Linked DNA regions of Homo sapiens: all the other regions are linked to region 1. A link is an interaction called in ENCODE POLR2A ChIA-PET data of the cell type or tissue named here. Cell type or tissue: PC-9. All regions are shown on one strand. Each heading gives the region's core, and the rest is flanking DNA. Links, peaks and the distances in the headings are about the cores only. Region 1 has its middle 8.0 kb from the start of DNASE1. Region 2 holds the start of VASN (vasorin). Region 3 overlaps CLUAP1 (clusterin associated protein 1). Region 4 overlaps ZNF213-AS1 (ZNF213 antisense RNA 1).

Region 1 (6,020 bases), core at 585-5,584:
GTTAATCACATCTGTTTTATTTTTTTATTTTATTATTTTATTTATTTATTTATTTTGAGATGGAGTCTCGCTCTGTGGCCCAGGCTGGAGTGCAGTGGCGCGATCTCGGCTCACTGCAAGCTCTGCCATCCGGGTTCACGCCATTCTCCTGCCTCAGCCTCCCAGTAGCTGGGACTACAGGCGCCCGCCATCATGCCCGGCTAATTTTTTTGTATTTTTAGTAGAGATGGGGTTTCACCGTGTTAGCCAGGATGTGATTTGCCTGCCTCGGCCTCCCAAAGTGCTGGCATTATAGGCGTCAGCCACCGTGCCCGGCCAAGCACAGCTATTTTAAATAATAGAGATAAGATGATGGATTGTTTCATAGAATTGGAATTCATAAAAAATATAATGGAAGTTCTAAAACAGAAAAGCACAATAACTGAAATTTAAAATTCAGCCAGGTGCAGTAGCTCACACCTGTAATCCCAGCACTTTGGGAAGCTGAGGTGAAGAGTTTGAGACCAGCCTGGGCAACACAGCAAGACCTTGTCTCTACTAAAAATTTTTTAAAATTAGGCCGGGTGCAGTGGCTGACACCTGTAATCGCAGCACCTTGGGAGGCCAAGGCAGGCAGACCACTTGAGGTCAGGGGTCCAAGACCAGCCTGGCCAACATGGTAAAACCTTCTCTCTACTAAAAATACAAAAATTAGCCAGGTGTGGTGGCGGGTACCTGTAATCCCAGCTACTCAGGATGCTGAGGCAGGATAATCGCTTGAATCTGGGAGGCAGAGGTTGCAGTGAGCCAAGATTGCACCCCTGCACTCCAGCCTGGGCAACAGAGTGACACTGGGTCTCAAAAACATAAAGATTTTACAAAATTAGCCGGGGATGGTGGCACATGCCTGTGGTCCCAGCTACTTGAGAGACTGAGGAGGGAGTATTGCTAGCACCTAGGAGGTGGAGGCTGCAGTGAGCTATGAATGTGCCACTGCACTCCAGCCTGGGCGACAGAGCGAGACTCCATCTCAAAAAAAAAAAAAGAAATAAAAAATCCAGTAGGTGTATTTACCAGCAGATTGGAATCAGCTGAAAAAAGGATTAGTGCTCTAGAAGAAAGGTCAATAGAAAATACATAGTGGGGCTTGGCATGGTGGCTCACGCCTGTAATCCCAGCACTTTGGGAGGCCAAGGCAGGCGGATCACTTGGGCTTAGGAGTTCGAGACCAGCCTGGGCAACATGGCAAAACTCCATCTCTACAAAAAATACAAAAAATTAGCCAGGCCTGGTGGCGCATGCCTGTGGTCGGTCCCAGCTTCTTGGGAGGTTGAGGCAGGAAGATCACTTGAGCCTGGGAGGCTCCAGTGAGCCAAGATTGTGCCACTGCACTCCAGCCTGGGTGACAGAGTGAGAGACCCTGTCTCATTTCTTTAAAAGAAAAAAAAAAGTAAAAAGAAAATCCCTTGCAACTACCACCACAACCAGCCCACTTTACACTGTGTGTCCTTTTCCTGGACCCTGAGGGCGCCCTCCCTTTTCCTTTCTGTGGCCCCCTAGCCTTGGACAGGGAGGGGGCCCTGCTGAGAAGGCCTTTGTACTTGGGAGAGACCGAGGTGGCTTCGGAATTGGGGGATTACTTTTCATTGCGACCCTTGTTGGAAACATCAGCACACTGGAGTCCAGTTGCAGTTCGCCTTGTGGCTTTGTTTAAATCCTCATTGGGAATATGAGTTCTCATTGTCCTCAGGGACTCAGGCTGCGGGTGTGCTAACCTCCCTGGTGAGAAAGTGGCTTTTTAGACAAACTTCTTTTCATTTGCATCTCTCCTCAAAGCAGAATGCAGAAAGCGGCAGCACTGGGAGCGTGTGGGGAGGGACGGGGCAGCCGGCGGAGGCTGAGCCAACATGCCGTGGTTCAGGCCCACACCTCGTGGAAGGCAGAAGGCGAGTGCTGACATTCCATAGCAGGCCGGGTTGGGGAAGGGGCGGTCTGCTGCCTGCTGCCTGCTGAGCGTGACTGTGCAGCTGTTGTAAGTCTTTGTGATTCTGATGTGTGGTGATCTGAGAAATTTCCCATCCTGGGTTAACACTTTCTTTATTATAAACAGAAATTAATTCATGAGGGATGGCGCAACCAGGCTGGGGCGCAGACCAAGGGCAGTGCACTGGGCTGTGATGACTGCATCCTGCTCAGGTTGTGGGACATGGGGTTAAAACACTGTCACGGCAAAGACACTGGCCTTTTACCTGAGTACAGGATAGTAGCCCTTTGTCCTCTAAGATGCTCTGTCCCTGGGGCCAGCAAACACCTCCCAAGGGAGAGGAGAGAAAGAACCCCGAGTAGAGCCAGCCGAGTAGAGCCAGCCGAGGGCAGATAGGTCTTGTAGGGCTGTGGGAGCCACTGCAACCCTGGGAGCTTCCTGTCAGCTCAAGCCCAGTGCCCAGAGTGTCCAAGTGCCACCTGGATGCCCTGCAGTGTCCACTGTGCTGGGTTCTCAAGGTTTTTCTCTGGGGGGGGTCTGCGGGGAACCTGGAGCTGCTGGGTAGGAGGTGGGCTTGTGGCTCAGCTGTGTCCAGTGGCTGGCTGTGGAGCGCCTCCTCTGCTCCAGTAATATTTTCATGGGCAAGAAAGACCACTACTTTCTTGGCCACCGCTTCCTGGAGCTTGTGTTCCTGGAAGCCAGCCATAAATAAGCCGGCCATAAACGAGGGTAAACAGGTGCCTGAGTAAACACACCAGAGCAAATGAGTCATATGGGCCGGCAGAGATGAACCTGGGGCCATGGCGGGTGTAGGGGTTGGGTGGGGAGAGGATGTCCTCTGAAAAGGTGACATTTAAGCTGAAACTGGAATGACAAGAAGGCCCCAGCTCTGCAGGCAGAGCGGAAGGCTCAGAGCTTAGAATCACGTAGGTCATGGAAAGCATTGGATTTCGTGTTAGGGACAATGAGAAACTGGTGACAGATTTTAAGTAGGGGAATAAAGAGATCTAATTACACATTTGCGAGATGTTCTGAGAGCTGTGGGGACGGCTGGGACATGTACCTGGAAGCAGGGCAGCCAAAGGGAGAGGCAGTGATGACGGGTGGTATGGAGGCTGCAGAATCTGGAGGACGTGCAGGCTCAGGGTGCATGGTGCGGGCGGGGCTGAGGGGGAGCGGGGCCTAGGATGATCTCAGGTATTCTAGCACCTGGATGGTGGTGGCACTATAGACATGAGCAGGGAAGGCCAAGGAAATAATCTGGGGCCATTGTGGCTGCAGCAAGTTTATGATGCCTGATGCCCGATGCCCATCAGACCTGTCTGAGGGGAGATGTCCCAGCCACAGCTGAAGTGTGAGACAAAGCCCCTGCTTCAGAGGACAGCAGGGGAGTGTTTCCTAAGCAGGCGTGACCAGACGGTGTTTCTAAGATGGAAACCTGGGCATTTAATTTTTTGTGTGTGGTTTCATTTTTAACATTAACTAATGGTTACCTTATTTTTGGATGTTGGATCACATCTGGCAGTATTGCTTTAAAAGCTTTTGATTTGTAGAATTGTAAGAACTAATCATGGGATTTTTTTTTTTTTTTTTTTTCTTTTTGAGACAAGGTCTAGTAGCTCTGTCACCCAGGCTGGAGTGCAGTGGTGCAGTCATGGCCCATTACAGCTTTTACCTTCCAGGCTCACACAATCCTCCTACCTCAGCCTCCTGAGTAGCTGGGACTACAGATGTGTGCCTCCATGCCTGGCTAACTTTTTAATTTTTTGTAGAGACAGGTTCTTGCCATGTTACCTAGACTGGTTTTGAACTTCTAAGCTCTAGCAGTCCTCCCACTGTGGCCTGCCAAAGTGCTGGGATTACAGGCATGAGGCACCACACGCAGCCAGAAAATTTCAGCATATTCAAAACTAGTATTACACATCTTCGTGTACTCATTACCCAGCCTCAGGGCTGGCATTTTGAAGCAAATCCCAGGTACTGTACCACTTCATCTTTCAATATTTTATTAATAGTATGTGACTGTAAAATATAAGGCCAGGTGTTGTAGCTCACACCTGTAATCCCAGCACTTTGGGAAGCCAAGGCAGGAGAATCACTTGAACCCAGGAGTTGGAAAGCAGCCTGGGCAGCACAGTGAGATCCCCACCCCATCTCTACCAAAAAAGAACAATTTTTTTTTTTAAATTAGCCAGGTGTGGCTGGGTGCAGTGGCTCACACCTGTAATCCTAGCACTTTGGAAGGCTGAGGCGGGCGGATCACTTGAGGCCAGGAGTTTGGGACCAGCCTGGCCAACATGGCAAAACCCCGTCTTTACTGAAAATACAAAACTTAGCCAGGCATGGTGGCGCACATCCGTAATCCCATCTACTAGGGAGGCTGAGGGAGGAGAATTGCTCAAACTTGGGAGGCCGGAGGTTGCAGTGAGCCATGATGGCACCACTGTCCTCCAGCATGGGCAACAGAGCAAGAACCTGTCTCAAAAGAAAACAAAACCAGGTGTGATGGCACATGGCAGGAGGCTGAGGCAGGAGGATCCCTTCAGCTCAGGCTGCAGTGCACTACAATTGTGCCTGTGAAAAGCCACTGCAGTGGCCGGATGCGGTGGCTCACGCCTGTAATCCCAGCACTTTGGGAGGCTGAGATGGGCGGAACACAAGGTCAGGAGATCGAGACCATCCTGGCTAACATGGTGAAATCCCGTCTCTACTAAAAATACAAAAAATTAGCTGGGCGTGGTGGCGGGCGCCTGTAGTCCCAGCTACTCAGGAGGCTGAGGCAGGAGAATGGCATGAACCCCAGAGGTGAAGCTTGCAGAGAATGGTGTGAACCCCAGAGGCGAAGCTCGCGTGAACCCCAGAGGCAGGCTGCAGTGCAGAGCCAAGATCGCGCCACTGCACTCCAGCCTAGAAAGAAAAGCCACTGCACTCCAGCCTAGACAACGTAGTGAGACCCTGTTCCTAAAATAATTTCTTTAAAAACAAAACATAAGGACCAATAAGAGCCATTACAAACTTAAGAGTTTACTATTAATACTTCCCAGTTATGGGTCAGTGTTCTGCTTTCCCTGATTGCCTCTTACATAATTTGTTACACAAATGTCTGTTTGCATGAATAAAAGATTGGATGTTTTATAGGATCTAAGGTCCATACATTTTGTTTATGGATATATCTCAAGTTTTATTATCATTTAACATCCATCTCAAAATGTGAACTTTTTTTAACCTATGAGTTCTGCCTCTCTTCTTCTTTTCATTTTGAAATCTATTGATGAGCCTGTCCTTTGCCATCTACGATTTCCCAGTCTGGGTCGTACCGTGTCCCCATGGTGCTGTTGAACGTGAGCCTCTGTCCTTGTATTTGCTTTAAGTTGTCATTTAGATCTAGAGGTTTGATCAGATTCAAGATTGTTTTGGCAAGAACTCTCCTAAGTGCTGCTGTGTGTGGTCTTGGATTAGAAGGGACAGAGGCTGTCTTTTGTGATGTTAGCAGCCACTACATCAGGGCTGAGATTAGGGACGGCAAAATGGTGACTTTCAGGTCTAGCATTCCTTCCTCGTGTATTAGCTGGAGTCCACCTATCTAAAGAGAGCCTTCTCGAGCTATGGGTTACTGGGCAGTCCTTTTTGCATAGGAAAGGCAGAATACCGCCTTGATCCTTTGACTTTATTTGCCTTTTTGCAGAAGAACAAGTTGAGTTCCTAGCATCCCCCTAAGGTGGCTGATAATTATTTTATGTCAACATGAACTTATGTATTGAAACACAGTGATATGTTTAATCTGTTGCAATTATTCTTTTCAGTAGCAATTTGTAGAACTGAGAATTTCTTTGTGACAGAACGTTGAAGCAGTGGTGAATGATGAAGGATAGAAAAGAAGTTATATTCAGTAAAGTAGGAAATCTAACTCAGGCATATGCATTATGTCAGATCAGAAGCTTCACACTTTCTCAGTTGAGAGCACTCTTGATTAAGGTTCAATAATTATTTTAATAGTAAGCCAAAAGAAATCCCTGATAGTGGTGCCGGAGGAGACAGGTTGTGTTTTTATCTTGTG
Region 2 (6,020 bases), core at 628-5,627, 730 kb after region 1:
AGGCCCTGGGGTGGACTTCTGGCATTTGTCACCTGCCTGGTGCCTCATAGGCATCTGGGCTGTGACGCTTAGGATTCCTAAATAGTCTCTCGCTTTTTACACAAAAAGCAGAAACCTGCCCAGTGTCATCCGGCAAACCCACGACGGGCAAGGTCTCCCCGCGCAGGTCAGGTGGCCGCAGGGTGAGGGCCAGGGCAACCCGGCCCACGAGCCCCTCGGTGGGGAAGGGGCGTGTCTCCACGCGGCTCCGCCCCGGCCAATGGGGAGAGGCCCCGCCCCTGCCGCGGCGGGCCCGCCCCCCGGGACTCTTAAGGCGCGACCTGCCTCCAGCGAGCCGACTCCGGAGCCCGAGCCCGGGGCGGGTGGACGCGGACTCGAACGCAGTTGCTTCGGGACCCAGGACCCCCTCGGGCCCGACCCGCCAGGAAAGACTGAGGCCGCGGCCTGCCCCGCCCGGCTCCCTGCGCCGCCGCCGCCTCCCGGTGAGTTTCTGTGGGGCTGGGGGGCTGCGGGCGGGGAAGGGGGCGCCACGGCCAGGCTGTGCACACGCGCGGGGACCGCCGCCGCGCGCACACACGCACTCTCGGGCGGGACCGCGGCCCCAGCCCCACACGGTCACCTGGGCCGCCCGGCGGGCAGGCCCTGTACGCTCCCTCCCCCGCCGTCCTGGGGCGCCGACAGCCCCGCGGCCGGCCAGGGTGCGCGCCTGAGTGTGCGGTGAGCCCGCGAGGCTGCAAGCAGACAAAATAAACACCCCGTCCCATGCTTCCTCCTCCCACGGCTGGGCCTCCGGCATGACCAGTTTTATGAATCAAACCCCTTTGAGGGGGATAGCCAAGCCACAGGCTTGGGTCACTTTTCCCTCCTGGGGTCCGGCAGTAGGTGCTGCTGTGCAGAAGGGCTGCCCGGGGTCCTCTGGACCCTTGTCACTCAAAGCACAGCTGGGGGCTACAGATATGCAGCCCTAGGGAGGGGCGGGGAGTGGCTGGTGGGCGTCCGATGCCCATCCCTCCAGGTGGGGGATGGACCTGTACTGGCCAGGGCCCTTAGAGCTTCGGGTATCAGGCAGGGTGCCGGGTCTCTGCCTCTGCCAGGGAAGGGGCTTTGCTTGGGCTGCAAACCCAGTGGCCTGGAGCCAGCCTAGTCCTTTGTGTCCCTGGGCTGGCAGTGCTGGGGCCTGAGGACTGCTGAGGTCCCCTGTGGTCACTGGCAGGCCAGCCGATTGGTGCCAACCATTCTGCCTCTCCCCCATTCGTTAACGATTGCCACACCAGGGTCACTGACCGCCTCCCCTGCTGTGGCCCAGGGGTGGAGTGTGCAGGGTGGAAGGAAGAGGTCCTGGGGGTCTAGGTGTCCCCATGCCTGCCTTTTGCACCAAGGACAGGTGAGGCTCTGGAGAGAGGCAGCGGGACCTAGAGCCCCCTTCCCCAGGCTGAGAGCCTCCAGGGCTGGGGATTGGATAAAATCTCCAAGGTCCCTTCACACTAGACTGTACTTTGGGTGTTGAGGGCATAGAGGGGTGGCCGGGCTGGGACCTTCCAAGCAGGGTCCATTAGGGCCAGTCCAGGGGGCAGCAAAGTCCAGGATGGGCCCAGCTATTGACAAAAACCCAACAGAGCTGGGGCAGGCGGGTGGGGGATGGGGAGCAGTCCCCTGAGTTTACTCTCTTCTCCCAGGGGAGTTGGCCTGGAGCTTCTGTAAACAGAGTGTCAGAGGCAGGAAGAGGCTCTGGTGATGAGCAGCCCAGCTGGATCCCCTCCAGACCATTATCTAGCCTCCCCTGGGCCTGGGGAGGGAGGATGCGCACACACATGCCAGCCTGGGGGCCGGGCACTGCCTGTCCCCACCCCGCCCCTGTCTCCTGCACGTTGGAACAGCTGTCCTGCTACCTGTGGGTCCGGAGGGTCAGATGGGGATGGGGCTGGGGGCTGGGGTCCCAGGGCATTTGTCCAGATGGCACCTCTCTCTCCATATTCTGGGAATGGGAGAATGGGATTCAGCATAAGGAGCCTCTCAGACACTGCCCAGACCTGTGCTTACCCGAGGAAGGCCCCTCTGGCACGCAGCCCAGGGGCCAGGGAGATGGCAAGGGAGATGCCCCGGGCAGGAGATGGGTCCGCGGCTCCTAGCTCCCATTACTGTCACCCCCACTGACAGCCCCGGGGGAGCTGGGACAAGTCCCAAGTACAGAAAATTAAGTCCTTGCCTGGGCTTATAAGTGGGTCCCAACACAACACTGGGCAGCCTCTGGGAACAAGAAAGCAGGGCCCTGCTGAGCCCAGGAGGGAGCTCCCACCTCAGCAGGCCAGACAGCCAGTCCTGCCAGTGAGCAGAGGTGTGTAGAGGGGAGGCTGCCCACAGGGATGGCTATCCCTGACCACTGGCCAGCCCTGAGCTCATGGGAGGGCAGCAAGGCCACCTAACTCTGTTAGTGACCTCTCCTGGACCCCCCATCAGCTGCCCTTAGAGTCCCCTCCCTGGGCTGGGGAGCCCAAGGCTCTGTGCTGCCAAGAAAACCAGCTCCCCTCACTGCTGTGGAATTTGCGTGAGTTCTTGGAGAAGGGGGAGGGTGCACGTGTGTGTGTGTGTGTGTGTCTGCAGGAGCACTGCCCAGTGGGCGTGTGTCTGGCGTGGGCGTGTCTGTGTGCGCGTGACTGGAGCAGGGCTGTGTATTTGGGGGTGGGTGGGGGTGTTTGGGGGAGCCTGCTTGCACCAGGAGGGGCAGGGCCTCAGCCTCCTTCCTTTTATCGGTTTCCACATTCCAGAGTCAGCCGGATCGCTTTCCCTCCGCGCTGGGCCGCCGGCCTCCCCCGCTTTTCCTCATTCCAGCCTCCCTGGGTGTGAGGAGGCTGGAGGAGGCTCCCTCAGGCCACCTCGGTTTTGGGCAGGGGGTGGGGGCAGGCGAGGGGCCAGTTATTCTTCAGGGTTCGGGACGGCCCCCACCAGACTCTTCGTGGGGAATGCAATAAGGTTCTGACATTCCTCAGGGGCTGCCTGAGAGATTTAATTAAGGAGGGAGGAGGGAGCCGGCCTACACCGGGAAGGGGCTGGGGCGGCCGCTGGGGCCCCTGCTGGCCCTGGGCCCCGAGCCCGGCTGGGCATTGAGAGCAGTGCGGGGGCAGGGTTGTGGTTCAGTGGCCAGGTCCTGTTCTGCCTCCCTGAATCCATCCCGCCTGCCCATTGATCAGCTCACAGACCCCAGGGGCGCCATTTCTGCCACGGGTTGGCCAAGAACCCTGGGTGATTGTGGGGGGTTCGGCATGGGGAGCTTGAGAAGGGCAAGACCCCTTCCAGGGCCACTTCCTTCTCAGACCCCCAGGCCCAGGAAGCTTAGGGCTGGCGGCCTTCCTTGGTGACTAAGGTGTTCTTCTGGCAAGTTCAGGGTTAATTGCAGGTTAGGGCCTTACTAGATGGGTGCTTGCCCCTGGGTGGGGACAGGGCAGTGAGGAGGCCCCGTGTGAGGGCCCAGCCCTGGTGGCATCACACCTGCCGCGTGCCGAAAGTGGCATCTGGACTGGCCCATTTCTAGTTGGGCTGCAGCCACTGCACAGCTCCCAGGGCCACAGGTGTCCTCCCTGACAGGTTGCACCTCTTGTGACTACGATGGCACGTCCCACCGCCCCAGGGGCTCACTTGAGCTGGGGCCTGGCCTTAGTCACTGGTCTCCCTGCCCTGGGCTAACAGGTCTGGCAGCTGCCAAGTCACCCACGGTGCTACTGAAGGCACCCACCTGGGGCCGGGCCAGCCTCCTGGGTGGAGGGAGGAGGGAAGACCCTGTGCCTGCCCCTCTCCCAGCCCTGCCAGCTGGTCCACACCTGCTCCAGGATACAGAGCCTCCTCCCTGCACAGGAAGACGAGCTGACATCCTGACTGTCCCCTTTGCAACCCTCTGTCCTGGTGTTCTGAACCCTGGCTGTGCGGAGGACTCGCTCAAGGAGCTTCTCCAAAATACAGCTCTGCCTGGGTCTCACTCCTAGACATTCTTTTTGTTTTTGAGATGGAGTATTGCTCTGTCACCCAGGCTGGAGTGCAGTGGCGCAATATTGGCTCACTGCAAGCTCCGCCTCCCAGGTTCACACCATTCTCCTGCCTCAGCCTCCCAAGTAGCTGGGACTACAGGCGCCTGCCACCAGGCCTGGCTAATTTTTTTGTATTTTTAGTAGAGACGGGGTTTCACCATGTTAGCCAGGATGGTCTCGATCTCCTGACCTCGTGATCGTCCTACCTCGGCCTCCCAAAGTACTGGGATTACAGGCGTGAGCCACCATGCCCGGCAGAATTTCTTGTTTAATTGGCCTGGGGGTGGGGCCCCAGCATGGAGGTTTTTTTTAGAAAGCTTCCTGGATGATTCTGATGTGCAGCCCGGCGGGCAAAGCCCTGGCGTCACAGGTGGGAGACGGAAGCCCAGAGAGGGGAGCTTGCTTGGATGAGGTCACAAAGCGTGTGAGTGCCTGACTGAGCTCCTGGCTGTGGCATTATCTGTGGAATGAAGAGCGCCAGCTTGGGGTGGTGGATGGAGTAAGAAAGAGGCTGACACCCATGGGGACCCCCGCTCAATCACCAGCCAGGGGTCCCCGCGCCTATAGGGAGGGTCTACCTGCCGCAGTCCCTGAGGAACTCGAGGCCCAGCCCTCTCTGCCCCTTCTGTGAGGGCCCACGACCCCTGACCTCTCTGCCCTGCCCTTGGGACTGCTGTGTCCCAAGGAAGGGGAGACGGGGCGGACCCAGCCGGGCCCTGAGCCTCCTCGGACACGTCAGCGAAACTGGAGCCAGCCGTCCTGGCCGCCGGCACAGTCCCGCCTGCCTGGAGGGGTTGGCAGACTCCCGGGGCTGGGCTGCTGCCAGGCCTGACCGGCCACACAGAGCCTTGGCGGGCCAGCATGAGGAGCGGGGGCCCGGAGTCTCAGGGTCAGACCTGCAGCGCCTGTCCTGCACCCACGCTGAAGCATACGGCACAGGAGGGGCGTACTGGCCTCAGACTGTCTATCTGTCTGTCCAAGCCTGTCCCCTACTCAGCAGGCACACCGCCTGCCCCAGAATCAGTGAGATGTTCTCGCCAGGGGCTGATGTGGTCACCAGATGCCTGGGTCCCACCCCAGCCATGCTATCCCCTGGCCCGTCCCCGCCTGACCCTGGGCGTGTGTGGTGTACCCCAGAGGTGGGTGGGCGTCCCCCTGGGAGTTGAGATGACGAGTGCCTTGTCCTCCTTACTCATAGGGCCCCTCCCTGAAGTCCTGTGCTGAAGGGGCCGCCAAGGGACAGCTCACCCACCACGTGCCCCCTTCCAGAACCAGAGATACCCCACCCCCGCTCCCCAGCCCCCAGGGTGAAGGGCAGCCTTGGTGTGGGGATGTCTGATCTGTGTAAAGCTGGCCTGAAACCCTCTCCCTTAGTAGTACCCACGCCCAGGGGGCAGGCAGAGTTCTGCGTTTATGAGTGACGCCCTCCGCAGTGAATGTTTACCGACCACTTGGCAAGTGCTCCGAGCACAGACCAAGTCACCCCAGACACAGGCACCACGAGCACCACGAGCAGCGCCCACTGCACAATGGGGGCTGAGGTAGGGGTCGTGGCCGGGCTGTGGACCCTGTCGCCCTATGCCAGTTACTGTGCCAGGGAGGGAGCAAGGCCGGCAGCAGCACTCAGCAAGGCTGAGGAACTTGGGTGGAGGACGGAGGCCCCAGACCCTTGCGTCATCTTCCCACCCCCCGACGTCCCCGAATCCCAGGAATCCCAGGGCTGCCTCCGGAACACCTCCTGCACCAGGCAGAGGAAAAGGTCTCACCTCCCTGCCTGACTAGTGATCAAATATCAAAGCCCAGGTCCTGGGATCACCGGGTGGGAGGGTGGGTGGGCGGCGGCAACCACCGTGTGACCTGTAGACAGCCCCCAGCCCCACGCACACACCAAGCACACGCCCAGACCCCAGGCGGGCGGGACAGCTCCCAGAACTTGTTAAAAGAACTTCCCCATTTGAAAACAAACAGAACAACAGAAAACTACAACTCCAGAGGGTGAGG
Region 3 (6,020 bases), core at 601-5,600, 110 kb before region 1:
GGCAGCAGGGGCCATGCAGAGCTTTGCAGGGTGAGATGAAGACTCTGTTTTCTCTGAGTGTGAGGGGAAGGCCCTGAAGAATCATGAGCCCAGAAGGGTCAAGAGCTGATGATCCCTGTTTGAGAGAAGCCAGTTAGGAGGCGCCTGCACCCGTGGAGGTCAGAGGTGACGGTGCTTGGCCGAAGGTGTGGCAGCAGAGGTGTTGAGAAATGGTCAGGTCCTGGGTCTCTCTAAGAACCATCAGGTTTTGTGAATTGATTGGACATAGGCTGTTAGAGAAAGAGAAAAATGAGGGTGCCTGGGCTTGGTCTAATCAGCAGAAAGCAGAGTTTCATTTTCTGAGATGGGGCCGACTTGACAAAGGGGCTTGGAAGGCAGATCGAAAGTTTGATTTTGGACATTCTGAATGTGACAGCCACATGCTAGGGTTGAGTAGCCAGGTGGAATTTAAGTCTGGAGTTCAAGGGCCACGTCTGGGCTAGAGATTGAATTTTGGGAGCCACCCTTATTTGGTTGGTATCTAAGCCACAAGGATAGATGTGACTGCCTAGGGAGAGCAAGTAGAATGAGAAGAGAGGCGACCCAAGGTCCTGAGCTGCATCTGCCCTGCAGAGGTCCGGGAGGAAGGGGCAGGCAGAGGAGGCTGAGGGGCGTCAGCAGTGAGGAAGGGGGACCTGGACTAGAGAAGGGGCCCTGGGGGATGGAGAAGATGGGTTTTAAGGATGAAGGGGTGATTCCACAGCTCAAGCAGGATGAGGCCTGAGAATCGATCCCAGTCCGTTGAATGTTTCCTTCTTGACAGGAGCAGTGCTGGGGTCAGTAGGTGAGAGCCCGGGGGAACTGAAGCAGTCGTGAGGGGCACAGGTGTGGACAGTGAGTTCAACGACTCGCTCAGGAGCTTTGTGTGAGGGGAGAGAGACAGGGCAGAGCAGCTGGAGAGGAAGGTGGGATTACCTTTGGGGTTTTTTTTCAAGAAGGAAATTACAGCATGAGTGTGCACCGACAGGAATGATCTAGATAGAACGACCAGCCATCCTGGTTTACATGGGACGCAGGAACTGCCGTTTTAAAGCTGGGCTGAGTTGGTCACCCTGGAGCCCTGGATCCGATGAGGAGAGAGAGGGTGTGTCTTTCACTTTGCTCCCTTTTTTTCTTTTTTTTCTTTTTTTTTTGAGATGGAGTCTTGCTTTGGAGTGCAGTGGTGCAATCTCGGCTCACTGCACCTCTGCCTCCCAGGTTCAAGCGATTCTTCTGCCTCAGTCTCCGGAGTAGCTGGGATTCACTTTGCTCCTTATACCAATGTCTATGTTGCTTTCCATCCACAATCTACAAAAAGCCAAAACAGGCCTCCCTTCCCTCTCTCCAAGCCCCTGTCCTTCTTGCCATCTGTAGGGGGAGTCTCTAGGTCCAGTGGCCCTCAGCGCAGATGCAGAGTGCTTCTTAGACGCTGCGGGAAAGCCAGCCCCTGCAGCACCACACCCAGATGCACCTGCAGTTTGGAGGATTCTGGTTGGATGATAAATTCCAGCTGGCAGTACATAGCCTCAGTCCCATCTGTATGCCCTCCCACAGCCTGCTTGCCACTCTGCCAGCCTCTTCCTTCACACAGGGATGCTGCTATAGAAAGGGAGGCAGAGAGTCTTAGGACAAGATGTCAGGAATGAGGCAGGATCCCCCGTTGCATCTGCCATTTTTTTCCTATAGGAGGACTCGGAGGAGAGTGAAATTGACATGGAAGATGATGATGACGAGGATGACGATTTGGAAGACGAGAGCATTTCTCTCTCACCAACCAAGCCCAATCGAAGGGTCCGGAAATCTGAACCCCTGGATGAGAGTGACAATGACTTCTGACCCTTTTGCCAAGGGACCCTGGCAGATTAAAACCCTCAGACTTGTAGGTAAATGGGAACTTAGAAGGTTAGGAAGGTAACCCCTGTTTTGTTTACTAAGCTGGCTGGACTCATGATCACTGAAGCAATACTTATTTCTGCTTTAGCCTCCTATGTTTGCATTCCATGAAGCTTAAATAAGAATTGAAGCAAATCCCTAAGATTTATTTTTTTCCACCTTATTTATCTTCTAAAACTTGAGGAATGCATGTGTTCTTAGTGATTCACATCCACGGGACAAAAACTCAAGAAGAAATAAGAGCTGACGCCACACAAGTCTTGGCTGCTTTTGTTACTATACATTTTCTCTGAGACTCCAGCAGAGTTGGGGCTGGAACTTGGCACTGGGGACTCATGTTTGGAATCGTAGGGGAACATCTGGCTGTTAATCACTTGCACAGTTGAGAACATTTCCTATACATCGGCTTTTAATTCTAGCTCTTATTTCATTTTGTAATCTTATTTTCTTTCGTCTGCATGTTCACAATACCAAGCATTAAATGTATTTTAATAACTAAACTTTTCTGAAAGAAGGTTAGCTAAAGTTAAATGAAAACTTGGTTTCTTTGAAAATCAGGCAATAGAGACAGGCTCCAGATGAGGAATCCTCCATTTTCTGTCCGAAGCTGACATTCCTCTGGCAGTCCAGTTCACCTTGGATTACAGCCACCTTCATGTTTCCACGGTTGGTACTAAATCTGGAAACTCTGGTGACCTGGGCTGCCCTCTCAGAAACTCCAGACTCCCATGGCAATGACAGCCGGGACACTTTTCTTCCCTCCAGCCAGGGTTTCTCTAAAGGAGCTTTGTTTTGTCTAAAGTGTGGCAAGACATAGTGCACAACACAGGGACAAAGGCAGGTTTCCTGCAGCTCGCTACCTAAGTGTTTCTGTAGGGGAAGGAGCCAATTAAGAAAAAGTGTTGGTACAGATTCATGTTTCTGATTTAAAAAAACAACAACACAGGATTGAATTAAGTAGAGTAATAGCACTAGAAGAATTTTTCTGTTGTGAAATTAGAAGTGGAGTTGGTTTTTTTCTTTTTTCTTCTTCTTTTTTTTTAATATGAAAAGTACTTAGCTGGGAGTGGTGGCAAGCGCCCTTGGGTCCAGCTACTCAGGAGGCCAAGGTGGGAGGATCACTTGAGCCCAGGAGTTTTAGACTAGCCTGGACAACTAAGTGAGACTCCATCTCTACAAAAAATTAAAAAATTAGCCAGGTGTGGAGGGGCATGCCTGTGGTCTCAGCTATTCAGGAGGCTGAGGCAGGAGAATCACTTGAGACCAGGAAGTTGAGGCTGCAATGAGCCGTGATCATGCCACTGCACTCCAGCCTGGGTGACAGAGTGAGACCCTGTCTTTAAAAAAAAGAAAAAGAAAAGCACGCTGCTTGTAAAAAGCGTACAGTAGGTCAGGCGTGGTGGCTCATGCCTGTAATCCTAGCACTTTGAGAGGCTGAGGTGGGTAGATCACCTGAGGTCAGGGGTTTGAGACCAGCCTGGCCAACATGGCGAAACCCCACCTCTACTAAAAATACAAAAATTAGCCGGGCGTGGTAGCGCATGCCTGTAACCCCAGCTACTGGGGAGGCTGAGGCAGGAGAATCGCTTGAACCTAGGAGGCGGAGGTTGCAGTGAGCCGAGATGGCGCCACTGCACTCCAGCCTGGGCAGCAGAGTGAGACTCCATCTCAAAAAAAAAAAAAAAAAAAAAAGCATACAGTAAATAAAAAAGCACAAAACAGTTTTCACTTATTTTACAATTAAAAAGTCAGAAGACTTCTGAAGTTACTTATCTTTTAATACATGTATTTAACACCATACTTCATATTATTAAATAGGTTTTACTTAAAAATATAATTATTGTATTTGTACCTGTCAGATATAAATACTTATTCAGGAGTTCACAGGTACGAAAAGATACACATAAATTTTAGGAACTTTTGAGTTATTTCTGTCATTTTTGCTTTTTTCTCTTTCTTTTCCTAAATTTTATGTATAAGATTACCCCTAAAAAAAAAAAAACAGCCAGTATTCAGTGAATTCACCAGTAATTTGAAATGCACCATATTGTAAATGATCCACTGACAGGGAAGCCAGCGTGTTGGAGCCATGCCAGCCACCTCAGACACCGTGGCTCTAAGATGCGGAAGAGTCACTGCATCTTCTTGAATGTTACAGATTTGGTTTGCCTGAATGTGACTTGACTTCTGTTTTGAAAAAACATACGAATAGAGTTCTATTTTCCTTATGTGATGCTTTCTTCTAACACACTTTAACACAGAAGCCTAACCTAGCTACAAAGAGCCTATCCACAGACATAGGCAACAGCTCCAAAGGGTATTTCATTGTGTCACCTGCTTCTAGATCATCTGTTAGTTAACTGACTTTGTGCAAGGTCTCACCATGTATAGCACTGCCTTGCTTGAGCACGGAAGTTTCTGTCAACAGCAAGCTTTATGTGCTCTATCATTTTTATTAAAGTATTTCAGTCAATAGTGACCCATTGTAGAATGGATGCAGGATTCACATGTGCAAGTGCTTTGTGACCTGGCACCATTTGGTTTTGGCCAAGCAGCAGAGCAGACCTCAGGACCTAACGAGGATGGTTGTGATTAGGTCAAATAGAAAACTAGCAGGCCATTGCTGACAATTTTTACTATATAATTAGAGGACTTCCTAAAATGCTTTAAAAAAAAATGTGTATGGATGGAAAATACAAAGGAATTTTTCAAATACTCAATTTTTATTGGTAGTAGTTATCAAGAACAAAGTCCTCGGACTTCTGATGGGAAATCTGAACTGCTGTTTCTCTTTTAGCGTACAAGAAGAAATAGATCCCTCTCATTAGCACTTTAATATCAGTGTCACGTGTCTGGAAGGAAATTGTATTCATTTAGGTAAGCAACACACTACATAAATATCATAGCTGTTAGACCCAGGGGACTCTCAGGTGCCAGAATTGGGGACTCCTTTAATTGGAAGGGAGCTAAAGGGTCTACCTCCTACCTAGAAGTCCTTTCTATGTGGATATGAATTAAATTCTCTTGTCTGTTTTGCTCTGATGGGGTCTGTGTGGGCTAGCTGGCTCTGGTGTGTGCCTGACGACAGACTGAACTCCTTAACCATTTCAGACAGCTTGAAGATGTATGATCATTATTTGAAAAGGGAGAGAGGGAGGACTCTTTGTTTTCTCCACCAGTTTGGCTCCTGAGGTTTCTTCAGCGTTAGGTTTCTGTAGGGCCCAGCTTTCTCCAGTGTTTGGCTACTGCAACTCTGTGTTCTGCCAGTCTCTTAACTCAGACAGAAACAATGCAAACCAGCAGACAGAGCATCACCTTGAAAGTACTAAAACAGCTGTCAATCTAGAAATCTCTGCCCCGCAAAAACTGTCATAAATACTGCAAGACCCATGTTCAGATTTCCCCCCTTTTACAAATAATGTTTTGTTTTATTTCCCAGCTACTACAAGTGATCCAAATGTTCTTTATAGCAGACTTTTTCCTGCAGTCTAGGATCCAGTCAGAGATCTTGCATTAAATTATATCTCTGTAATCTTTAATTTCACGCTATCTGCAATGTTTTGTGTTTTTCATGACATTGATGTTTTTGATGAGGTCAGGCCATTTATTCTGCAGAATATCTGTCAATTTGGATTTTTTCTAATTGTTCTTTCATGATTAGAATCAGGCAAACATTTTTTGACAAGAATACATCAGAGACGACTCCGTGGTGCATCAGACTGGGGGCATGTGATGTCTGTGTGTCCCATTATTGGCGATGTTCAATTCTGTCACTTCTGTTGAGGCTGCATTTGCCAGATTTCAGATTAAGGTACCTTTTTCCCTTTGTAAATTAGGATATCACCTTTGTGGGGTGCCGTTTTGAGACTGCAAGGATATCATCTTCCCGAGTAGGCCTTCATCCATGGCCTCAGCATCCATGATGGTTCCTGTCCGGATGCTCACTTTTGAAGAAACATTTCAAATAATAGTGATTCCTTTCCAATTCAAAAGTAATCATTGCTTTATAGTCTTCATAAATATTTTCTGTGGTTATTTAGTTGATGAAAGCTGTTGATGTCCATTTGGATTTTTTTCCCTCCAACACAAACAGCTGCAGGAATTGGTGC
Region 4 (6,020 bases), core at 649-5,648, 520 kb before region 1:
TGGCCTCCAGGGAGCCCAGACAGCAGACAGTTTCCTGGTGAAACGTTTCCCCTTTCGTGGCAGAGTGCAGGAGCACGGGTTCCAAGGGCCCCGTGGAGGGTGCCTGCAGATGGCCATTCCTTATGGCTGGCCCACTTCTCCCTCTAGGGATCCCTCCGGAGGCCCCACTGTGGGATAGATCTGGAAAGAGTATCTTAAGAGTGGAACTTGGCAGTTTCGGAAATATTCGACAAGCACAAATAAGACAGGGAGGAGTAGGGGCTGTGCCAGGGAAGGACCTGGAACGCCAGGCTGAAGGGTGCTCATAGTTTGGTAGGTGATGGGCGTCACTGAGAGGTAGGAGGCTGGAGGGAAGAAGCCAGGTAAGGGTCTTGGTGTCTCCCTGGGTAGAGGATGAGGAGGTTCAGCGGTTTCCCTGGCTTCCTCGGGGCTTCTCGGCCACTGGAGAACTCCACCAGATCATCACTGATGCGGTGTCAGGAGCACGGTGAGGGCGGAGGCGGAGAGGCAGGATGTATGCATCCTGGCTTCCCACCTGCTTCCCTGCGGCCCCAGGTTCCTGTTGCAAGCGCTCAGGGATCGGCTGTCGGCGCTGCCCCTCTGGGCCGGGGGCGTCGGCCTCAGCGCCGTCCTAGCCTAGGACACCGTCTCCCAGTTCCCGGGCCCGGCCGTGTAGCGAAGCCCAGAGCCTGCAGGGTCCCATGGACCCAGCCTCTCGCTCGGCGGCCCCGTCGCCGGCATGACTGAATCCAGGAGGCCACGCCCCCCTGCCCTTAGCCATTCAGGCATCGGGGCGGGGAGAAAGGCGGCTCCAGCAGAACCAGCCAATCACGGCTGAAGTTTGTGCCCGGCCCTTTTCCCCTCACCGCCACGCCCCAAGCCGCACGGTTGCCCCGGCAACTGCTCCAGGATCCTGTCTTTGAAGCATTTCGTCTTACCCTTCGCTGGGCGTTCGTTGCCGAACGAAGCGAAGACCACGGGGCTGGACCTTCGCTACAGACCTCAGTCCTCACAGCCCGCCCCGCCCAGCCACTGACTTCCTGGGTCTATCACCGAGATGCCGAGCCTCCTGCAGTCCTAGAGAGCATACGGCGCAGGGCCAGGGCCACTTCCGGCCCAGAGGACTCCCTGTCAATTTGCTGCAATGGCTCCTGCACCAGGGTTGGGTGGGTTCGCTGCACTGGCCGCGGAGCTAGAGCATCTTCCGAGCTCCCGAGCAGGGGCTGACGGTGCTGCCAGCTGTCGTGCGGTACGGCCGGCAGAGAGCGGCCAGGAAGGAGACCGTGCCCTCTTCCGGGGGAGCAGAAGAAACGCGCGGGCTGTGCGAGGCGGCTCGCGGCTCTGGAGTGCCTGAGGGGCAGAGGGCGGCAAACGTTAACTGTAGGGGCTTTGCTGCGTTCCTCACACATTCGTTTTTTTGTTTGTTTTTCGGAGATGGATTCGTGCTCTGTTGCCCAGGCTGGAGTGTAGTGGCGTGATCTCAGCTCACGGCAATCTCCACCTCCTGGTTCAAGCGATTCTTCCGCCTCAGCCTCCCGAGTAGCTGGGATTACAGGCGCCTGCCATCATGCCCGGCTAATTTTTGTATTTTTAGTAGAGATGGGGTTTCACTATGTTGGTCAGGCTGGTCTTGAACTCCTAACCTCGTGATCCGCCCGCTTCAGCCTCCCGAAGTGTTGGGATTACAGGCGTGAGCCACCGCGCCCAGCCAATTTTTGTATTTTTAATGGGGTTTCACCATGTTGGCCAGGCCGGTCTCGAACTCCTGACCTCAAGCCCGCCTCGGTCTCCCAAAGTGCCGGGATTGCAGGTGTGAGCCACCACGCCCGGCCTCACTAGTTCATTTTTCAAATACAAAATGAATGCCTGTTAATTTAGCAAAGGTCCTTTGCTAAATGTTGAGTTGTAAGTGAGGAAGATTCCAGACAAGACCCTTGCCCTCATGGGGTTCCAGTGTGGTGGGGGAAACTGACAGACACATACATGGCACACACTTTAACTTCAAGTAGTTACAAATGCCAGAAAGAAATGAACTGGGTAAAACAGGAGAGGACGGTCGGAGCTTCATTGTCAGGGAAGACCCCTCCAAGGAGGGGACATTTAAGCTGAGACTCAAAGGGTGAGAAGCGGTTTTACAAGGATCTGGAGTACGAACCTTTCAAGCAAAGGGAACAGGATAAACATGAGGAGGAGACTGGTGCCCAGTAGCTGAAATGACCCCTGCCCCGAACCTTCCCCGCCCCCACCCCAACCCCCCCATGTGGAGGGGAGGGGAGTGAGGAGACAGGCTGGAGAGCTGCGACTTGTCAGGGGGCAGTGGCTTGAGGCTTCTCCCTGGTGTCCTGTGAAGACAGTCCAGCCTTCCTCATCGCACGCTCCTCTGGCAGCCTGAGACATGGGGTCAGGCGGGCTTCCTGCCTGGTGTAAAGGCAGCACCCAATGAATGGCCTGCACCTCAGTAACTTAAGACAGCAATTTTTATGTTCTCAACTAACAAAGCCCTAGGCTAGTCATGGAGATGAACACAGATCTCACAGAGCAACCACAGAGCTCTTCAAGGATTCAGGTGATCCTGTCATTAATGCCTTTCTCAGAGACTTAGTGAAGCCAGTGTCTACTGGTAAAAGATAGCTGGGGATGGGGTGGGTACACAGGTCATGCATGATAAGGCCACTCAACATTTCCATCTCCCTAAGGAAAAGGAGCCTTTGGTTTCCTTCTTTCCTGTCATGCCACTTCAGCCATCTCAACCTTGTTAACTGAAGGCCACCAATGAGTCCAAATTTCAGCCAACCAATGGAGTAAACTGCTAAAAAGCCACCAACAGCCACACACGCTAACATTAAATTTGAAGTCTACTAAATGCACCTATATCATTGAATTTGATTTCTCATTTTGTGTGTGTGTGTGACAGAGTCTTGTTCTGTCACGCAGGCTGAAGTGCAGTGGCATGATCACAGTTCACTGCAGCCTTGACCTCTCAGGCTCAAGCGACCCTCCCACCTCAGCTTTCTGAGTAGCTGGGACTATAGGTGCTCACCACAACACCCCGCTAATTTTTGTATTTTATGTTTCAACTATGTTGCCCAAACTGATAACAAACTCCTGGGCTCAAGTGATGATCCTCCAGCCTCTGCCTCCTAAAGTGCTGGGACTACAGGCATGAGCTACTGCACCCGGTCTAATCTCATCTCTTTTTATATTCTGTCCACTTTGGTATGCTATCCTTAGAATCTACTCTTGCATCTATCCCCCAGGTTTCTGCTAGTTTATATCAGCAAAGTGAATTATTTTAGTGTATAAGCTATTTCCTCCTGGGTCATAACGTGTATCTTTCCCCTCTCTCTCTGTCTCTTGCACACGCTTGTGCAGCCTCTCTCTCCACACACACACATATATAGATTGTGTTGAGATTTGACCCTAGTTGTTATGAGTTTACTGGCAATGGAGCGCAATTGTGGTGGGTTTTCAGGAGAATGGACATCCCCTTTTAGGTCTTCTGCCCCTGGGAAGGTTATCCTAAGGTTTTCAAGCAGAGAAAGGCTATTCTATTCAGATACTGAGGGCAAACTACTTCTACTGGTAAAGGAGGCTCAGAGTGACCTAAGGAATCAAGACTGTCAATTTCATCTGGGTCCAAACATATATCCCCACTTTGAATTTCAGGATCACCTTCTGTTTTTTCGTTTTGTTTTGTTTTTTTGATAGAGTCTCGCTCTGTCGCCCAGTCTGGAAGTGCAGTGGCGCCATCTCGGCCCCCTGCAACCTCACCTCCCAGGTTCAAGCGATTCTCCTGCCTCAGCCTCCCGAGTAACTGGGATTACAGGACTGCACCACTGTGCCTGGCCAGGATCACCTTCTTTACCAATCAGCGCAGTAACCTTCACGTGAGATTTGTTGGGCCTGGGAATTTAGCTGTCATTATTATTCAGCGACTCTACAGTTAAGTTTTGTGTTTGATTTTCAGTGACAGTATTGTGGCTATAAGAGCTGCTTCTAAGCTATCACAGAAGTTCTCAGGTTCTCAGACCATGACTTGAACTGAGCTAAGGGACTTGGGCTTGTCATTTTCTCACTGTAAATGCTCAAGTGCACTAAAAATAATGTATCCCATACCATGGTTGTATAATCATCATTATACATCTGTGGACACCATAATGGCTGAGTGCAGCAGCTACTTGTTCCCACCAGGTACATGCTTTCATTGGCACTTCATCATCACCTGCAGGTGGCTGCTTGATTAATTGTGATATCGCTGCAAGCCGTGGATAACCAGCACCCTGTGATGGTTAATTTCATGTTAAACTATACTGGGCCAAGGCATGCCCAGACAGCTGCTTAAACATTCTTTCTGGGTGTGTCTGTGAGGGCTTCTCAAGAAGAGATTAACGTTTGAATTGGCTGAGTGAGTAAAGCAGACGGCCCTCACCACGGGTGGGCATCATCCATCCGTATGGAATTAAACAGAACAGCAAGGCAGAGGAAGGCTGAATTCTCTCTGTGCCTGAGTACTTGAGACCTGGGTACTGGGACATTGATCTCCTGGTCTTGTGCTCCTGATTCTCAGGCCTTGAGTCTTGAATTGGAATCTACACCATTGGCCTTTGGCTCTCAGGCCTTAAAATTACAAAACTGTTAGGAGGCGGAGGCAGGCGGATAGCTTGAGCCCAGGGGAGTTCGAGATCAGCCTAGGACATACAGGGAGAGGCCATCTCTATATAAAAATATATATATAGAACAAATTAGCTGGGTATGGTGGTGTCCACCTGTAGTCCCAGCTGTTCAGGAGGCTGAGATGGGAAGCTTGCTTGAGCTGGGGAAGTCAAGGCTGCAGTGAGCTGTGATTGTGCCACTGCAGTCCAGCCTGGGCAACAGAGGGAGACCCCATCTGAAAAAAAAATGCTGCACCACTGACCTTGGGTCTCCAGCTTGCAGATAGCAGATTGTGGGGCTTCTCGACTGCCATAATCATGTGAGGCAATACCTTAGTGTGTGTGTGTTTATATATATACATATACACACACATAAAAGCTCTCTCTCTCTCTCTCTATATATATATATATACACACACATACACATGTATATATAGATTCTGTTATTCTGTTTCTGGAGAACCCTAATACATATCCTATTTCTCATTGTCAAGGAGCTCAGTCTGCACTCAAGCCCAAATACCCAAATCCGTCCCCATATCCCTTCTTTGTGCATCTATCTCTTGAGACCACTCCTTGTACTAATTTTGTATCAAGCAAGGTCCAATCAGGAGAAGGGAAGCACACAGTAATTTGAACTGGGAAAATTTAATATATAGAATTAAGCTATAAAGGGCTTAGACTGGGCGCTCTGGCTAACGTCTGTAATCCCAGCACTTTGGGAGGCTGAGACAGGTGGATCACCTGAGGTCGAGAGTTTGAGACCAACCTGACCAACATGGAGAAACCCCGTCACTACTAAAAATACAAAATTAGCTGGGCGTGGTGGCACATGCCTGTAATCCCACCTACTTGTGAGGCTGAGGCAGGAGAATCACTTGAACTCAGGAGGCGGAGGTTGCAGTGAGCCACTGCACTGCCTGGGCAACAGAGCGAGACTCCGTCTCAAAAAAAAACAAAAAACAAAAAGGCATTTTCAAGAGGTTGGCTGGTAAGAAGTAAAGAGAACTCTGATTCTCTGGTCACAGCACATAGCAGCAGCCATACCTTCTGGCCTGAGTTCCAGCACTCAAGCAAGAGGTTTCCTGGTCCCTGGGCTTAGATCCAGACCTTGAAGAGGGCACAACGGCAGTTTCACTGAATGGCAGAGAAGTGGCTGTGGTACCACATGGGCAGAATTTGCTGGAAATCCATCCTCAAGGGTAGAAAAAGCTGCTCACAGGGAAGTGTCTCATGAGAAACGCGCTGCTACAGAACTACCTGAAGAGGGTGGCAGAGAAAGCTGCTAGGTGCCGCTGGTTGAGGTTCACTGAGGCGGCGGCACTGGAGACGCTTTGCAGGCTGCGGGCGCCTGCTGTCACAGGAGCT

What was found. Peaks named below come from ENCODE experiments on the same cell type or tissue, not always from the same donor. Only the 100,000 strongest peaks of a DNase experiment are listed, where the experiment ranks them.
Region 2: POLR2A ChIA-PET joins it to region 1 with 6 read pairs; 1 of 35 experiments calls an interaction of 5 or more read pairs at or near these places.
Region 3: POLR2A ChIA-PET joins it to region 1 with 7 read pairs; 5 of 35 experiments call an interaction of 5 or more read pairs at or near these places.
Region 4: POLR2A ChIA-PET joins it to region 1 with 6 read pairs; 2 of 35 experiments call an interaction of 5 or more read pairs at or near these places.

Annotation. Positions count from the first base shown.
Region 1 is chr16:3,643,724-3,649,743 of GRCh38, forward strand. It overlaps a transcript of DNASE1 not described here. Among named protein-coding and RNA genes, the nearest start is that of DNASE1, 8.0 kb to the right of the region's middle. RefSeq lists enhancers at 560-1,313, 1,314-2,066, 2,067-2,820. In PC-9, for the core only: no CTCF peak of the experiment used is centred there; a DNase peak (open chromatin) is centred at 2,758; H3K4me3 peaks cover 377 bases; H3K27ac peaks cover 1,145 bases.
Region 2 is chr16:4,371,512-4,377,531 of GRCh38, forward strand. All of the region lies in intron 9 of CORO7-PAM16 (CORO7-PAM16 readthrough), which reads right to left. All of the region lies in intron 9 of CORO7 (coronin 7), which reads right to left. VASN (vasorin) reads left to right here and starts at 337. Exons shown (of 2, transcript NM_138440.3): 1 at 337-482. RefSeq lists enhancers at 1-544, 3,152-3,931, 4,025-4,806, 4,807-5,586. In PC-9, for the core only: no CTCF peak of the experiment used is centred there; DNase peaks (open chromatin) are centred at 2,670, 2,740, 3,600 and 4,360; H3K4me3 peaks cover 2,729 bases; H3K27ac peaks cover 2,870 bases.
Region 3 is chr16:3,534,418-3,540,437 of GRCh38, forward strand. CLUAP1 (clusterin associated protein 1) reads left to right here. Exons shown (of 12, transcript NM_015041.3): 12 at 1,705-4,631. The coding sequence ends at 1,854. It overlaps NLRC3 (NLR family CARD domain containing 3), which reads right to left. Exons shown (of 20, transcript NM_178844.4): 20 at 4,616-6,020. Among named protein-coding and RNA genes, the nearest start is that of CLUAP1, 36 kb to the left of the region's middle. In PC-9, for the core only: no CTCF peak of the experiment used is centred there; no DNase peak of the experiment used is centred there.
Region 4 is chr16:3,123,549-3,129,568 of GRCh38, forward strand. It overlaps ZNF213-AS1 (ZNF213 antisense RNA 1), which reads right to left. Exons shown (of 6, transcript NR_110900.1): 4 at 5,913-6,020; 5 at 5,700-5,762; 6 at 1,981-2,418. Among named protein-coding and RNA genes, the nearest start is that of ZNF213-AS1, 8.3 kb to the right of the region's middle. RefSeq lists silencers at 729-998, 5,891-6,020, 5,900-6,020 and enhancers at 809-1,288, 4,144-4,694, 5,832-6,020. In PC-9, for the core only: a CTCF peak has its summit at 1,182; a DNase peak (open chromatin) is centred at 893; H3K4me3 peaks cover 1,403 bases.